Linked DNA regions of Homo sapiens: region 2 is linked to region 1. A link is a loop called in an ENCODE intact Hi-C map of the cell type or tissue named here. Cell type or tissue: HCT116. All regions are shown on one strand. Each heading gives the region's core, and the rest is flanking DNA. Links, peaks and the distances in the headings are about the cores only.

The links. Hi-C counts contacts between places; a loop is a spot of excess contacts. Peaks named below come from ENCODE experiments on the same cell type or tissue, not always from the same donor. Only the 100,000 strongest peaks of a DNase experiment are listed, where the experiment ranks them.
Region 2: it touches region 1 in a loop (4-fold over the local background); 7 of 110 quality-filtered maps call a loop at or near these places.

The regions. Positions count from the first base shown.
Region 1 is chr6:108,891,076-108,896,457 of GRCh38, reverse strand. ARMC2 (armadillo repeat containing 2) reads right to left here. Exons shown (of 18, transcript NM_032131.6): 6 at 1,915-1,991. Among named protein-coding and RNA genes, the nearest start is that of ARMC2-AS1, 30 kb to the left of the region's middle. In HCT116, for the core only: a CTCF peak has its summit at 2,886 (motif pointing right); a DNase peak (open chromatin) is centred at 2,897.
Region 2 is chr6:109,394,693-109,400,074 of GRCh38, reverse strand. PPIL6 (peptidylprolyl isomerase like 6) reads left to right here. Exons shown (of 8, transcript NM_173672.5): 7 at 1-40. Among named protein-coding and RNA genes, the nearest start is that of CD164, 15 kb to the right of the region's middle. RefSeq lists a silencer at 2,635-2,929. In HCT116, for the core only: a CTCF peak has its summit at 2,842; no DNase peak of the experiment used is centred there.

The DNA.
Region 1 (5,382 bases), core at 238-5,237:
AATGAAGCATGGAATCATATAATTGCTTTTTAAGATACACACAAACACACAAATAATAATAAGGTTGTTTCAATCTTGGGCAACAATCTAATATTTTAGAAAGCACTTTCATCTAGGTTCACAGTTTGCTAAATATAAACATTATGATTCAACAGGAAATTGGGTAAGTCAAGCAAAAATTTCAGCATGTTTTTGAAGATTTTGCTGTCTCAGTGGTTATAGTTGTTAACCACAGCTTTGAGTTCTGGACACAAAAACCTGACACAATGTTTGGATTGGCTGATGTTTTTAGCACGTAAATGTAAAATCCTTAGCAACTATGCTGGCTCAGAAATTAGTATATCTAAGATTTTCCTGAGTAAAGAAATTCCCAATGACACAGAAGTCATTTTATTGATAAAAAACTAAATTTTGAAGATAAGAATTTTTAAAATCTACTATTTAGTATTGTAAAATCTCATGGGTACAAAAATATATGAAGAATATAACAGACATCAGTGTACCCCACACTAGTTTGGTCAGATATTAACATTTTGCCATATTTTTATCCTTTCCCTTATTTTAAAGAAATGAAACATTACAGATATGTGGCTCCCTGCATCCATTCCCCTCCTCCTCTCCCTCTAGGGGTTACCACCATCCTAAATCCACTGGTTACTATGACTACACTTGACTTCGCATGCTTACCACATGGCTGTGTATCCATAAACAATATATGTCTTTGCTTTTGCAACTTGTTTCATCTCATATTATGTTTGTACTGAATTTACTCAATATTACAATATTACAAAAGCCCATGAGTTCACTTTTGTGACAACTATATTCTATTGCATGAATACATTTTGTATCATTTCTAGACTGTGGTTTATATTGTTATATATTTTCTCAAACACTTTAAAGGCCCAAAGGACGGTCTTAATAAAGTTAATATAGTTTCATTTAAGTGAGCAATTATCTTTTTTTTTTTTTTTTTTTGAGATGAGTCTCGCTCTGTCGCCCAGGCTGGAGTGCAGCGGCGTGGTCTAGACTCACTGCAAACTCCATCTCCTGGGTTCAAGTGATTCTGCTGCCTCAGCCTCCCAAGTAGTTGGGATTACAGGTGCCCCACTCCCTCCCACCATGCGTAGCTAATTTTTGTATTATTATTATTTTTTTTTGGTAGAGATGGGGTTTCATGATGTTGGCCAGGCTGGTCTTGAACTCCTGACCTCAAGTGATCCGCCTGCCTCAGTCTCCCAAAGTGCTGGGATTACAGGCGTGAGCCACCATGCCCAGCCAAGCAATGCCTTGAACTCAAGCTTTGAACCCAAGAACTATGTTAATGTCAAGTTTTGCAACTTTCCAAATGCTTTTACAAAATGATTTCTATAAAACCATTAAGACTGTCATCTAGGCCGGGCGTGGTGGCTCACCCCTGTAATCCCAGCACTTTGGAAGGCTGAGGCAGGCGGATCACGAGGTCAGGAGATTGAGACCATCCTGGCTAAAACAATGAAAGCTCGTCTCTACTAAAAATACAAAAAATTAGCCAGGCGTGGTGGCGGGCGCCTGTAGTCCCAGCTACTCAGGAGGCTGAGGCAGGAGAATGGCATGAACCTGGGAGGTGGAGCTTGCAGTGAGCCGAGATTGCACCACTGCACTCCAGCCTGGGCGACAGAGCAAGACTCCATCTCAAAAAAAAAAAAAAAAAAAAAAAAGACTGTCATCTATAGATGTTTGAGGCATCAGAGTTGGGTAGTGGTAAGATGGTAACATTGTATGAATATAATAAAAATGTATAAAAATAAATGTTGATTTGTGACCAAATTGGACAAACTTCCTTAAGTTTCCAGTGGCCAACATAGATATCTTCAGTGCAAACATCTTTCCTTCAAGTGGAGATGCTGTAGATGAAGGAGTGTGGGGACCCCTCACCTGCTTTGGTTTGCAGCCTGCTCAGGTCTGAGCTACTGGGGCATGATGAGGCCCTCGCATGTCTCTTCCCCTGGTCCCTAGGAGGAATACATAAAACACTCAGCGCAAACATGAAAACACTTCTAATTTTGTAAATGACAAGAGTCTGCTATATACAGTTTCTTATTTATTATTTTGAGATAGGTCTCACTCTGTCATCCAGGCTAGAGAACAGTGGTGCTGTGATCATAGCTCACTGCAGCCTCAAACTCCTTGGCACAAGTGAGCCTCCCACCCCAGGCTCCCGAGTAGCCAGAACTACAGGCACATGCCACTATGCCTGGTTATTTTTAAAAAATATTTTGTAGAGACAGGGTCTCACTATGTTGTCCAGGCTGGTGATTCCTGGTCTCAAGTGATCCTCCTGCCTCAGCCTCCCAAAATGCTAGTATTATAGGAGTGAGCCACTGTGTCCAGCCGATATACAGTTTCTGAAGAAACCATCGAGAATTGTTTAAAAGATGGGGTTTGGTGCTCTATATGTGGGTTTTTTTTGTTTTTGTTTTTGTGTTTTTGAGACGAAGTCTTGCCCTGTTGCTCAGGCTAGAGTGCAGTGGTGCGATCTCAGCTCACTGCAACCTGCCTGAGCCTCCCCAGTAGCTGGGATTACAGGCACATGCCACCATGCCCGGATAATTTTTGTATTTTTAGTAGAGACGGGGGTTTCGCCATGTTGGCCAGGCTGTTCTCAAACTCCTGACCTCAGGCGATCTGCCCGCCTCAGCCTCCCAAAGTGCTGGGATTACAGGCATGGGCCACCACCCCTGGCCTCTATATGCTGCTTTAATTTACCTTTGATTTCCCGGTAAGATTTATCTTTTTAAAACAAGTCATATTTGCCTAACAACATGAAATACAGTTACTAGAAAGAACAAAAAATCCAGTTTACTTTGCAAATCAAAACAAAATTGGTTAAGGATATATACCACAAGGGGTCACTGTTACAATAAGAAAGAACTCTGGGATGCTTGGATTACAAAAGCTTAGCCTTTGGGAGCTGGGAAAGACCTCTGTCTCTTTTTCTCTCTTCCTCCCTTCCCCGATCCCTGCAGATAAAGAAACTGTCCCAGCTGGCCAGATGTGCCCAAGGTCACACAGTAAAGACAGATTTGGAACTTAGGTCTCATAATTTACAAATTTGCTTCTCTTTCCACTACATAAAAATGTGCCCTGATTCCATTTTTAAAATTAAATTAATATTCTCTGACAATATTTATTTTTAGAAATATTTTAAACATTAAAAAACTGAAAATAAATTTGGACAGTCCCCAGATGATAAATATTTTGTATTCCAAATAAAAGAGCAGTGGCTGGCCAACAGCAGGATTACATGCTCAGGTTTTTAAAAAGTTTTATTTAATGTAGAGAACATCTCTGAAGGATACAGCTTCTCTTTAGCCAGAGCTGACACTTAGAAGTACTTACTTTTAAATATGTGCACAAAATTCCAAGGTAAAAAAACACCAGGAAAAGAAGAGTGCAAGTTTTATATCAAAATTTCTTTTTGTCCATCAAATATAATAGTTGCTCCAAAAAACTCACAAAGAAGGCTTATACATGTGATAGTCCCTGTGAACATCTGTATGTGCCCGTGGCTTCTCCTTCCTGTGTAGTGAGCCCCCCAGTGACTATGCCATGTTGCAGCTTAGCCCTTGGCCTTTCCTACCGCCCTGAAGATTAGCTTCTCCAAATACCATTTTTTACTTCATTAACATGTTCCCCCCACCTTTTTTTTTTTTTTTTTTGAGATGGAGTTTCACTCTTGTTGCCCAGGCTGGAGTGCAATGGCGTGATCTCGGCTCACCCCAACTTCCGCCTCCCAGGTCCAAGGGATTCTCCTGCCTCAGCCTCCCGAGTAGCTGGGATTACAGGCGTGTGCCACCATGCCTGGCTAATTTTGTATTTTTAGTAGAGATGGGGTTTCTCCATGTTGGTCAGGCTGGTCTCAAACTCCCAACCTCAGGTGATCCGCCTGCCTCGGCCTCCCAAAATGCTGGGATAACAGGTGTGAGCCATGGCGCCCACCAGCCACCCCATTTTTTTTTTAAACACTTAACACTTCCTTTAATCATAAAATAGGAAAAAGATGAAGTCAATTTTCCAAAAATTGTCTAATTAATATTCAGAAATAACTGCTTTATTTGTACATAATAAAAATACGATAGCAAATGTCACTAGCCAATCGAAAATGGCTACGGGGACAGGGACCTCTCAAAGAAGGCAGAAATAAAAGAATCAACCTTGCAAAAAGGTAAAATACCAAGTTTGTCAGGGTGTGGAGCCAAGGAAGTTCTCATATTTATCACTCCTAGAAATAACAAGAAGGTTTGAGACTAGGGACAAGGCCTTGCTTTCAATACATACACCTGCCCTACACAACTATTAAAATCAAGCAAGATACTTTTCAACTAATGGGCTTCCAAAGTCACTGGTCCACTCTCCCTCAAGTCATGGTCAGTGATGAGGTTGCCTACATAAATACCACACGCATGTATCCCCACTTCTAGGGGAAAAAATGAAGTGTCCTTCTTATATGCAAATGCTTAGCAGTGCTGGGTCTCCCAGTTCTCAAGCAGAGCACAGAACTAATTAACTCAAGATGGATTAAAGACTTAAACATAAGACCTAAAACCATAAAAACCCTAGAAGAAAACCTAGGCAATACCATTCAGGACATAGGCATGGGCAAAGACTTCATGACTAAAACAACAAAAGCAATGGCAACAAAAGCCAAAATTGACAAATGGGATCTAATTAAACTAAAGAGCTTCTGCACAGCAAAAGAAACTATCATCAGAGTGAACAAGCAACCTACAGAATAGGAGAAAATGTTTGCAGTCTATCCATCTGACAAAGGGCTAATATCCAGAATCTACAAAGAACTAAACAAATTTACAAGAAAAAAAAATTCCATCAAAAAGTGGATGAAGGATATGAACAGACACTTCTCAAAAGAAGACATTTATGCGGCCAACAAATATATTTTAAAAAGCTCATCATCACTGGTCATTAGAGAAATGCAAATCAAAACCACAATGAGATATCATCTCACTCCAGGTAGAATGGCAATCATTAAAAAGTCAGGAAACAGTAAATGCTGGAGAGGATGTGGAGAAATAGGAATGCTTTTACACTGTTGGTGGGAGTGTAAATTAGTTCAACCATTGTGGAAGACAGTGTGGCAATTCCTCAAGGATCTAGAACCAGAAATACCATTTGACCCAGCGATCCCATTACTGGGTATATACCCAAAGGATTATAAATCATTCTACTATAATGACACATGCACACGTATGCATATTGCAGCACTGTTCACAATAGCAAAAACTTGGAACCAACCCAAATGTCCATCAATGATAGGCTGAATAAAGAAAATGTGGCACATATACACCATGGAATAGTATGCGGCCATAAAAAAGGATGAGTTCG
Region 2 (5,382 bases), core at 274-5,273, 500 kb before region 1:
AAGCAACTCCTTATCTAGATAGAAAATTTGTGGCTTTTGGGTATGTATATTGTAGATCTATTTATATAATATTCACACCTGTAAAAATGTCATTTAAAAATATTTGGATAAGTATTGTATATAGTGTATAGGTAGCTAAAAATAGGGCTTAAATGCAAAAATAATACAAATAGAGACAAAAGTATTTAAGAAATATTTTGCAAGAAGTTTGCTATCTATAAAAACACAGAAACTGGCCAGACACAGTGGCTCAGGCATATAATCCCAGCACTTTTGGAGGCTGAGGTGGGAGATTGCTTGAGCCCAGGAGTTCAAGACCAGCCTGGGCAACATAGCGAGACCCCATCTCTACAAAAAGATTAAAAATTATCTGGCTTGGCATGGTGGCTCATGCCTGTAATCTCAGCACTTTGGCAGGCCAAGGCAGGTGAATTACTTAAGGCCAGGAGTTCCAGAGCAGCCTGCCCAACATGGTAAAACCCCGTCTCTACTAAAAATACAAAAATTAGTCAGGCATGATGGCATGTGCCTGTAATTCCAGCCACTCCGGAGGCTGAGGCAGGAGAATCACATGAACCTGGGAGGTGGTTGCAGTGAGCCAAGATCATGCCACTGCACTCCAGCCGGGGTGACACAGCAAGACTCTGTCTCAAAAATAAATAAATAGGCCGGGTGCAGTGGCTCACACCTGTAATCCCAGCACTTTGGGAGGCTGAGGCAGGCAGATCACTCGAGGGCAGAAGTTCCAGACCAGCCTGGCCAACATGGCGAAACCCCATCTCCACTAAAAATACAAAAAATTAGCCAGGCGTGGTGGCATGCACCTGTAGTCCCGGCTACTCGGGAGGCTGAGGCAGGATAATTGCTTGAACCCAGGAGGCAGAGGTTGCAGTGAGCCGAGATCGTGCCACTGCACTCCATCCTGGGCGACAGAGCAAGACTCTGTCTTAAATAAATAAATAAATAAATAAATAAATAAAAATTAGCTGGGTGTGGTGGTGTGTGCCTGTAGTCCCAGCTACTGAAGAAGTTTCGGTGGGAGGATTGCTTGAGCCTGGGAGCCATGATTGTGCCACTGCACTCCAGCCTGGGCAACAGAATGAGACCCTACCTCAAAAAATATATAAGACAAAATAAAAAAATAAAAACAGAAACCATTTAGGCATAGTCACAATAATGTTCTTTCTGTGTCTCTATCTATCCATCTATCAAATCTTCAGCCTTAAGGATATTATCAATTCTTTATTACTATGAATCATACCACAGTGCTTAATAATATACTAATATGTAGAAGTGAAGAGGTGAAGTCATTTCAATAATTGTCCATGGACATCATGAAGAGGTAGATGAAAACTATTCAAGTTACATATAACTTTTTTTACTGAACGATTTTAAATATGAAAACATCACAGGTAATAGTTATTATTAGAATATTATTAGCAAGATGCTTAAAGCCATGTGGACCTAAAATGGATGATAGAAATACTTTTCATCACTCCAGTGTTTCATCTCTCTCTTTAATTACTGAGTGAATATGAGGCAGGGCTTACTTCTTCTTCCCTGAGATAATGTAAAGTGTTTGTATTTTTCTGAATAACTGTTAGATTTATTCCACCCACTCCATAGGGATAATTATTGACTCTCCAGCACCTGGAATGTCATGCCAGTGTTCATTTTAACCACAGTAATTCCTTTAGTGTAATGCTTTCTGTGATACTTCCAGGTTGAAAAAATAGAAAGTGTATTTTCATCCATAGGATATCTTTAAAGAGATAACATTACATTAATAGATGCATAACGTAAAACAATGACTTGTCTTAAGTTTTCCCTGGTCCCCAATAAATTGTATTCTGATTTCGAAAATGCATTATTAAATTAGTTTTAAGGCTGGACGCGGTGGCTCACGCCTGTAATCCCAGCACTTTGGGAGGCCAAGGCGGGTAGATCATGAGGTCAGGAGTTCAAGACCATCCTGGCCAACATGGTGAAACCCCATCTCTCCTAAAAATACAAAAATTAGCTGGGCATGGTGGCACACACCTGTAGTCCCAGCTACTCAGGAGGCTGAGGCAGGAGAATTGCTTGAACCCAGCAGGGGGAGGTTGCAGTGAGCCGAGATCGCACCACTGCACTCCAGTCTGACGACAGGGTGAGACACCATTTAAAAAAAAAAAAAAAAGTTTTAAATCCAAATAACATTTCTTGAATCATTTAAATCCAAATAACATTTCTTGGACCATTTAAATCTCTGTCATGTTGCTGACAGTCTCTGTCCTCTACCAACTTCCTGGTGATCTTTTATATCTCAGCTAAAGGTACCTTTCTCAAACACAAACATGACTACTTTAAAACATTTAGTGCCTCCATTACCACCTCCACATCTGCACAGCCTGAAGTCTAGAGTGGCATTCCAGGTCCTCTGGCCCCACATCCTTTGTTCAGCCTTCACTTCTGCTGTTTTCCCAACTCATTCAAGCAGAATTTCTTTAGGCACCTGCAGTATGCCATTCATGGTACTCAGTGCTGGGGAAAAAGAGCGACAAGGTACAATCCCTGCTCTTCAGCGAGCTTAGAGTATGTTATGAAAACAAGGTCAAATAGCCAATAGCTATGTGACAGTGAGACATGGGCCATGCAAACTGTGTACAGGGTGCATTGGGAGATGGGTAAGAAAACACCCTCCAACTCCCTTCACCAAAGCGAACACAGAGCGTTACAGGGCGGCAATGGAGTGGAGAGCACTCGGTCTCCTTTTGATGGTTCCTGTTCTCTATGATCCACCTTCCTCTTGGAGAAATCTCTAATTTTTGTTATCACCACTCTGTCCTCAGGGAGGCACTGCCCTCCTTCTATTCTGCTATTCTGCCTCAAGTATGATCTCAGTGTATTCCTTAAATCTCCAAATTAAAAACAAAGTCTCCAAATCACAGTTGGGGCTGGGCTGGAATATTTAAATAAGACCTTACAGAGTGCTAAGGGAGAAGCAGAAATGTAAAACATAATAGGCAACTAGATAATCTAGTTAAACTAATGAAATAGAACTCCTTCAGGGATACCTTCCTTCCCAGTTGTAGGGCTGCCTCTTCCCTATCATCTCTCAGTATCCCCAGGTGTGTCTGAGCTTTTGGAAGCCCAGACATGGTTAGCAAGGTCCAGAGAGATAAAGAATATTCCTCTCTGATCCAAGACAGGCACTCCTTCCAAGCCCAGTTTCCAGGTACATGAACCTGCCGCTCTCTCAGATGGATGACACTGGGAATGTCCTTCAGGAAAGACTGTAGCAATCCACAGAGCATGGCTGGCCCAGTGGGCTCATAGGGAAAGAATATCACAAAACAAGCCTGTAAGCTCTCCATTCACGTGCACCCATTGTAGAAGGGGTTTGGGGGAGGGGGAATTATTTCATTTTAAGAGACTTGTAAGGTGGGAGGGGGTCATGGAAAGTTTCATGAGAAGGTGAGCTGAGGAGTGAAATGTCACGTAGAAGTTAGCCAGATAGAGAAGCTAGAAATCACAATGAGTCAAATCAGTTTTAGGAAGAGTGAAGAGGTTTCGCAGAGAGGCCCTGAGGAGTAAGAGAGCATCTTATCTACAAGTCATCTGTTCTGGGCAGAGCTTGGTACTTAGGGGAGAATGGAAAGGGTGGAGGCCGGATAAGAGGGTCAGCAAGGGTCCAACTCCCAATGGACTGCGGGTGCCATGCTGCTGAGCAGGAACCTCACGCAAAGGTGATGGGGGCCATGGGAGAATTTTACATTGTGAGCGACATAACCAGCTTCTCATTTTGAAGAAAAAATCTCTTTAGCAGAAGTGAGGAATGAATTGGCAAAGAATGAAAAGGAAGTAGCAAGACCACTTAAGAAGCTATGGTTATAACAGGCCATAAATGAAGTCCTGCTCTAAAGCATCAGCAGTACAGATGAGCAGGTGATAAGTGGACAAACTCAAGACATTGAGAAGTTAGAGTAGAGAAGCACTTTGGGAGTCCGAGGTGGGCCGATCACGAGGTCAAGCGATCGAGACCATCCTGGCTAACACGGTGAAACCTCATCTCTACTAAAAAAAATACAAAAAATTAGCCGGGCGTGGTGGCAGGCGCCTGTAGTCCCAGCTACTTGGGAGACTGAGGCAGAATGGTGTCAACCCGGGAGGCGGAGCTTGCAGTGAGCGGAGATCGCACCACTGCACTACAGACTTGGTGACAGGGTGAGACTCCGTCTCAGGAAAAAAAAAAAAAAAAAAAGAGATCGAGACCATCCTGGCCAACATGGTAAAACCCCGTCTCTACTAAAAATACAAAAAGTTAGCCACGCATGGTGGCAGATGCCTGTAATCCCGGCTGCTCGGGAGGCTGAGGCAGGAGAATCGCTTGAACCTGGGAGGCAGAGGTTGCAGTGAGCCGAGATTGCGCCACTGTACTCCAGCCTGGCGACAGAGTAAGACTGTCTCAAAAAAAAAAAAAAAAAAGAAGTTAGAGTCGGGGGTGAGGGCCTGAGAGGAGTCCAGGCCAGCACTGTCCAGTAGAACTCTCTGTGACGATGGAAATGTCCTGTATTCTGCACGGCCCAGTATGACAGCCACTGGCCACATGTGGCCACTGGGCACTTGAAATGTGGCTAGTGTGACTAAGGAACTATATTTAATTCTAATTAAGGGTTTTTTTTTTTTGAGACAGGGTCTCACTCTGTCACCCAGGCTGGAGTGCAGTGGTGCGATCTCAGCTCACTGCAACCTCTGCCTCCCGGGTTTAAGCAATTCTCATGCCTCCGCCACCCAAGTAGCTGGGATTATAGGCATGCACCACCATGCCCAGCTAATTTTTGTATTTTTAGTAGAGATGGGTTTTCCCCATGTTGGCCAAGCTAGTCTTGAACTCCTGACCTCAAGTGATCCACCCGCCTCAGCCTCCTAAAGTGCTGGGATTACAGGTGTGAGCCACTGCAACTCCCAGCCTATAATTAAGTTTAAATAGCGATATGTAGCTAGTGGCATCCATATTGGGCAGTGCAGGTCTAGAGTAACTCCTAGGATTTGGGAACTGGTTGGAGGGGTGGTACCATTCACCAAGATAGAGAATATAAGGAGGAGGATTTGGGAGAGAAAATCATGAGTTCAAGTTGGACAAGTTTCATATTAGGATACCTATAGGATAGCCAGTTGGTGGCATCCCAGGAGGTGGATATTCAAGCTGAGTCAGAGCTGGAAATGTAATTTGGAAACAATTTGTAGACTGGCAGCCAAGCTGCAACCAAACCATAGTACCATCACTCCAAGAACAGTCCCTGTGCCTTTGCTTATCTTGTCTTGTTGGAGAACAGGCTTCATACTCTCTTTGGACAGAAATGAATCTATTTATCCTCTGCCCTTCATCCTCAGAATGTT